2 separate regions of the Homo sapiens genome follow, and region 1 is linked to region 2. Evidence: chromatin contacts called from ENCODE Hi-C data. All regions are on one chromosome and are shown on one strand. Each heading gives the region's core, a stretch centred on a gene start or an enhancer-like site at or near the end of the contact. The rest is flanking DNA. Distances are from core to core; before and after follow the strand shown. Region 1 holds the start of LINC02226 (long intergenic non-protein coding RNA 2226). Region 2 holds the start of SRD5A1 (steroid 5 alpha-reductase 1).

Region 1 (3,170 bases), core at 233-2,732, 1.8 Mb before region 2:
TTGATCTGGGAATGTGCCCTTTATTAGACGTGTAACCTTGGGCTGCTGCTTGACTGAATAGGTCTTCGATTCCTCATGGAATGAATATAATAAGATCTGATGAATGCAATTAGACAGTGCCTGAAACAGTAGTCTTAAGTAGGTATTTTTGTTGTCCCACTTTTTGAGAAACAAAACCAAAGTCAATTCAATTAAAACTGCAGGTTTCTTGATTTCATCCTAATACTTTGCAAATTAATCACAGAACCCAAGTGAAATTGCCTAGACTCTCAAAGAGTTCGAAAAACATTTCTAATACACTCAAAATTTTCCTAGTTGACGTTCACAGATTATCAAGAGTAAAGCACCTTCATACAGTTTTGATCCTCACACTGTCTAAATCTGAGGAGCTGTCAGGAAAGACATGTAAGGAGAGATCTAAGCTAAAACTCAAACCACACATGAGGCTTTTCAACTGTGACCAACTTGTAGTTAAAATTCAGTTTATGCTTTTCTGTCCACCTAAGAGCAAATTAAACCTTTAAGAAAGCAAAGGATAAAATCATTGTTAGCTCAAGCATTAAAAAAGAAAATAACTGAATATATCTTCTTCAACTCTCCACCCCTAGGGATGAGAACTGCACCTGGCAAACAAGAGGACATTCAACACGTAGTAGCTGTTAAAATGAGTAACTCCCCAAAAGCACTATTAGAAGGCGATATAGTTATTATGACCAAGTTCTGCGGAAACATGGTGTTGAAAACCTTACTGAAGCTAACAATGTGCGTCACCTTCCAGGAGCCACACACACATCCTGAGGGCTTCCCAGATCAACCCCTCATCCCCGCGACAGAGCCACAATCCAGCACCACCTTCCCAGGACTCTCAGCTGAGGCCCCAGCCCCCGCAGGCCCAGGGACGACGCGGCGGGCAGGGCACATGCCTGCGTCGGGCCAGGTGGAAGCTCGGAACGACCACAGGCCCCCGGGGCGCGCCCCTCCCCGTCACGCGCCCCGTTTCCCACGTCCACGCATGCGGTTTCCCCAGGCCTGGAAAGCGTCTAGAGCCAAAGAGCCCAGGGGCTTGCCCGCGCAGAGGCCGACGTGGGGCCCAGGGACGCGCTCCCGGGGTCCTCCCCGCCGAGCCCGCAGCCAGCACCCGGAGCGATCCCCCGAGCCCGAGGGGCGTGGGAACCACGCGCGCAAGCCGGCTGCCCTTCCAGTCCCGGGACGCTTCCCCATCAGGCCAGTGCTAGGCGGGCGGTCGGGACCCGGGGATCGCAGCCTCCGGAGCGCTCACCTGGGTGGCGCAGGCCAAGGACGCCCATGGACAGCGCGACCTCCTCCCATTCCACACACGCGCCCACGACCAAAGTGCGCATGCTCGACACCTGGGACCAATAGGAATCTCGGTCCGAGGGTAGCTGGGGCCAATCACAGCGCGTCTGGCGTGTGGGCGGTGTCTCCTCGTGTTACGCGTGCGCGGAGGGGCTGCGCTACCCGGTCTTGGGTTTTTCATCGGGGAGTGGGAGTGGACTGAAGGCTTGGCCGCTCCGCCTCACTGAGCCGGCTCAGCCAGCGCAGCTGTTCCTGGAACGCCAGTCCCTTAGGATGGGAGGTACTTTCATCTCGAAGAGGGCCGTGGCGTCTGGAGCTTCCCTCCCTTCTGTCCTGCTGAGTCATCCCCGCGTCGCCTGCGAGGCCGCGAGGCGTTTAGGTCTGGGCAGGCCGCCTTTTCCCCATCACGAGATCCTGTTATTTTACTGTTTCATTCTTTTTCTCACTTTCCTATTTGTTAAGCCAAACTTTTTCCTTCCATAGACGTGACCCCTTAGAAGGCTACCCATGCCTCGACATATCTGACATTTGACGTTTTACTCAAATAATTTGCCAAAGTCTATTGCCTTTTTTAACTTCTATTTTCTAAAGCTAGTTTGATACTAATCAACACAGTTTTTTCAACAAGCATGTAAGTGTGCATATTCTAGACATGCGCGGCCTGAGTTTAACCCATCTGCTACTAATTTGTGTTGTCTCGGAATATTATCTAATCCCGTGCTTCAGTTCTCATATATAAACTGAAACTTTATAGATTCACTGGTGGCCTGTAAGCCTGGCCTGTAAGCCTTAAGTTGAAACATGGAGCATATCAGAACTGTGCCTGGCACGTGGTGAAATGTTCAAAAGTTAGTATTGTTATTAGGTGCTGGGCACTTTTCTAGGCTTTGGGATATAGAGATCAATGTCCCTGATGTCCTGGTGTTTATAATTTATTGTGGACACTTTGCTATTTTTTTGGATACAGATCTTTATTTTCATAAACATGGATAATTTTCATTGAGTGCAGTGTGATCTCAATTGATACTTTTGTAGTATTTCATCATTATGCTTATATTCTTTTTAAAATTTAGGTACTGTTGAGGGAAAGTGAGAATGACATGATTTTGATAACATGGTAGAACCTTTTTCATTCATCTGGTGTTGCCACACTGGGGCTCTGGGTGCTTTATGAATCATGTTCACAAGTCATACTTGTGTCTGTCCATGGTTCTTTTCACTACAGCCACCATAGTTCAGGGTGAGATTTTTCACACCGACTGTAAAGATTTATCTGTGGAAAATGGTAATGAGCTTGCCTGGTTGATGTCCTGTTGTTTTCCCAAGTACATACTTGGAAGAGAGTGAACAGAAGACTAAAACGTGGGTCAACAGATGTTTTGCAGTGAGCTAAAAAATAATTGACTTCACTAGAACAACTGCTTGATATTCTACAGCAGTTTTGCAGGTTTCTGAAGTGGAAGAAGCAGATAGTGATGGAATGCTGCTAAAAGAAATATAAGAGAATAATAACACCCTTGGTGCTTGTTAATTTCATTTTGAATTTTTTTTTTTTAAGTTGTCAGTTACATGTTTGGTGACTGCTTTGAAAGTTCTGATTCTGTTGCATGTGGATCCACAAGGTAGCTTAGGAAGCCTGATGGCAGAATACAAATTGTCTTAAAAGAGTTCATAGGTATTCACAATCTTTGTATTGAAGAAAGTATGATGAAACTCCCCAGGTCCAGTTAGGGCAGCACTGGGAATGCAAGGTGAGAAATTGGAAGAATTTACCACACACAAAAAAATGATGTGTCTGTATTAGTCCATTCTTGTATTGCTATAAAGAAATACCTGAGACTGGGTAGTTTATA
Region 2 (3,115 bases), core at 252-2,751:
TGGGTGTAGAGACATCCTTTTTAACTGTGAAGCTTTCCAGAGCCTGAATGAAAACGTTTAAAATTTAATTTTGAACTTTCGACCTGTCGTTTGCTTTGGCTGTGTAAAAGCCAAAAGATACGACCTGGAGAGAACCCCAACTTATTAGAAGGCTTGAAGATTTCAGACACAGCCAGTTTTCAAATATTCAAAAAAACAAAAACCTTGAAAGATTTAGAAGTCATCTTTAAGACTTCGTTTGTTTAAGGTTTAAGGTTGCTGGCTTTCCACCCCCACAATCCTGGGGTCCCTTGCATAAGGTGGACATGAAAGTCTCTGAAAGTGATCAAGCCTATAAGGAGAAACTGCTAGGCAGTTTTAGGACAGCAGGTTTCCAGTTGCAGCTGATCACTTGGCTGGGAGAAAACAGCTCCACCATCACCAAAGATACCAAAAGGGGAACCGGCAGAAAGGAGTAGAAACCAGTGGCCCTCAAGACCGACCATCAGCATTAGACTCTAGGCCAACCCCCTCCCCCCCGCCCCCACAGTCGTGATCTAAGGGAACAAAATCTAGTCTTCATTTTTATTTTACATTTTTACTTTTTAACTCTTTATTTTTATATATTTAATTTTGAGACAGAGTCTCGCTCTGTCACCCAGGCTGGAGGGCAGTGGCGAGATCTCGGCTCACTGTAACCTCCGCCTCTCGGGTTCAAGCGATTCTTCCATCTCAGACTCCCGAGTAACTGGGATCACAGACAGGCGCCACCGCGCCCGGCTAAGGAAACCAAACCTAGGACCACTGAGTGGCTCTTTCCAGATCAGTTTCATCATGTTTTTTTCCATCACTCCCTTCCAGTCCTTTGTTTCCCGCCCTTTCCAGACGAATCCCTTCTGGTTTCCAAACTCCCGGGGCCGGGGGACTCGGGGAAGGGCACCCGTGCAGATGGGGGACGCCCCGGGGGATCTGGCAGGGAGAGGGCATCTGGGTGGGGGAGGCTTCGGGGAGAGGGCACCGGGCAGTGAGGGGAGGGTCGGAGAGGACGCCGGGCCGGGAGTAGGGTAGGGGGCCGGGGGCCGGGGACGTTACCGATGCCCGTAGTGGACGAGGAACATGGCCAGGAGGATGCAGTTGGGCGCGCTGCGGAGACGCGGGGCGGACTCGCTGGCGTACTGGTAGAGCGGCAGGGCCAGCGAGGGCAGCTCCTGCACCACCCAGGCGGCCCGCGCCGGCACTCGGAGCCTGTGGCTGGGCAGCGCGTGGCGGCCGTACACTGAGTTCGTCTGACGATTGCGCGCGAAGACCGCGCAGCCCACGGCGCACTGCAGGTAGGCGAGCGCGGCCAGCAGGCGCTCCTCCGCCACCCCCGTCGCCGTTGCCATCGCCAGGGCTGGGCAGCGTGCTCCATGCCCCAGAGGCCGCGGCGGGCAACATATAGGGCGGCGGCGCGGGGGCAGGAGGGGCGGCTACCGGAGGGGCGGCTACCGGAGTCCCGCACTGCCGGGACTCTGCAGAAAGGGTTCTCAAGTCAGGCTTCTCCGGGGTAGCCGGGGCTGTGGGTGCGGCCCCGGGGGCGGGGCGAGCACTTGCGCGGGGAGGGACCTGCAAGCGCCCCACCCACGCCGGGGCCGCAGTAACCCCGCGCCGCTCTGCGCACGCGCGGCTTCAGGCTGTCCGCGGAGCTCCTTGAGCCCGCGTGGGAAACCTGGGCGCTTCGCGCGGAGACGCCTTTGTGGCTGCTTCCTGGAGCATTTTTTTCCCCTTAGAGCTGTTCGCTGTTTTCCCTGTCACGCCGCTTTTCTGAAAGACGGGTTGTGCGCTTTGGGCTTATTCCTGGACGGTCCCCAAAGGTCCCCGAAAGGACCAGGCCCGGACACGTGGGGCCTTGGTTTCCGGCCGGAAGTCCCGGGAGGTGTAGGGCTAGAGTTCTGGCCGTGGCGGGCCGGTTTCTGCGTGCTGCGTGCGCGGCCGCGTGGGCTATGGGGCGGCGGTCGCGGGGTCGGCGGCTCCAGCAACAGCAGCGGCCGGAGGACGCGGAGGATGGCGCCGAGGGTGGTGGAAAGCGCGGCGAGGCGGTAGGAGCCGGGACCCGGCGGGCGGGCCAGGGGCTCCTCCTGGGCTTCCCGGACCCCGAGGCCTGCGAGGCGGCGGCGAGGGGGCGGCTCCTTGGGCCTCGGGGTAGACGTCTCTTTCCTTCCTCAGGGCTGGGAAGGAGGCTACCCCGAGATCGTCAAGGAGAACAAGCTGTTCGAGCACTACTACCAGGAGCTCAAGATCGTGCCCGAGGGCGAGTGGGGCCAGTTCATGGACGCTCTCAGGGAGCCGCTCCCGGCCACTTTAAGAATTACTGGTTACAAAAGGTAGGGAGGCAGTGCCTGATTTTTTGGGAGTTGGGGCCAGGATGCTGGAGGTTAAAGGCGACGGTGTTTTCTTCGACAAGTGTTACAGTGCCAGAGAACCGTGGCGTTTCAGCGGTTTGGATTCAGGAAGCATTGAGGTGGGGAGCACAGGGTCCAATGAAATGGTCACGGAGGTATTGCAGGCGCAAGGTTAGAAGACGAAATGAAAATGAGATCTGAGGAAGATTCGGCTCCTGGGGAATCTTCCAGGAGGGAAGCTGAGGGTCTTACCTTTTGGAACGTAAGAGAATTTATAGAGAATGCATAAAACCCCTTGGTTCTCCCCTCCTCCGCGCCCCCCCTCCATCTTTGTAGTTACATCTTTCTAAATGAGTCGCAAGTAAAACTTAACGGTAGGATATGCTTAGGAGAGAAGGAATGCAGTGTTGCTCTTAGGGCTCAAACAGTGTGGATTGCTTAAATTTTGAAGGCATACAGTGTAAAAGTAGTGACTAAAGAATGTTTACTCTCCATGCAAAAGTTGGTTTTAGTTTTAAAACACTTGCAGTCTTAAATTTAAGAAGATACAATGTATTAACTTAGTTTTTTAGATCAGTTTGAAACTTCCTTATTTTTCAATAGCCACGCAAAAGAGATTCTCCATTGCTTAAAGAACAAATATTTTAAGGAATTGGAGGACCTGGAGGTGGACGGTCAGAAAGTTGAAGTTCCACAGCCACTGAGTTGGTAGGTACCACAGTGCTTCATGCCGAATATTTATTTGGGATATTAAT

What was found. Hi-C counts contacts between places; a loop is a spot of excess contacts on that map. Pooled maps may share reads with other maps.
Region 1: a map of naive thymus-derived CD4-positive, alpha-beta T cell shows a loop between it and region 2 (30-fold over the local background). The contact joins the promoter of LINC02226 here to the promoter of SRD5A1 in region 2. A Hi-C loop is called at or near these places in 1 of 168 maps with a recorded cell type or tissue (naive thymus-derived CD4-positive, alpha-beta T cell), 1 of 37 single-sample maps with no recorded cell type and 9 of 50 pooled maps.

What each region holds. Positions count from the first base shown.
Region 1 is chr5:8,455,876-8,459,045 of GRCh38, reverse strand. LINC02226 (long intergenic non-protein coding RNA 2226) reads left to right here and starts at 1,482. Exons shown (of 6, transcript NR_039984.1): 1 at 1,482-1,597. It overlaps MIR4458HG (MIR4458 host gene), which reads right to left and starts at 1,359. Exons shown (of 2, transcript NR_039989.1): 1 at 1,280-1,359. It also overlaps the pseudogene LOC100419318. RefSeq lists silencers at 1,030-1,089, 1,100-1,149 and an enhancer at 1,670-1,769.
Region 2 is chr5:6,631,826-6,634,940 of GRCh38, reverse strand. It overlaps SRD5A1 (steroid 5 alpha-reductase 1), which reads right to left and starts at 1,501. Exons shown (of 5, transcript NM_001047.4): 1 at 1,072-1,501. The coding sequence starts at 1,364. It overlaps NSUN2 (NOP2/Sun RNA methyltransferase 2), which reads left to right and starts at 1,897. Exons shown (of 19, transcript NM_017755.6): 1 at 1,897-2,057; 2 at 2,185-2,342; 3 at 2,964-3,068. The coding sequence starts at 1,962. RefSeq lists enhancers at 778-1,289, 1,290-1,801 and a silencer at 1,265-1,654.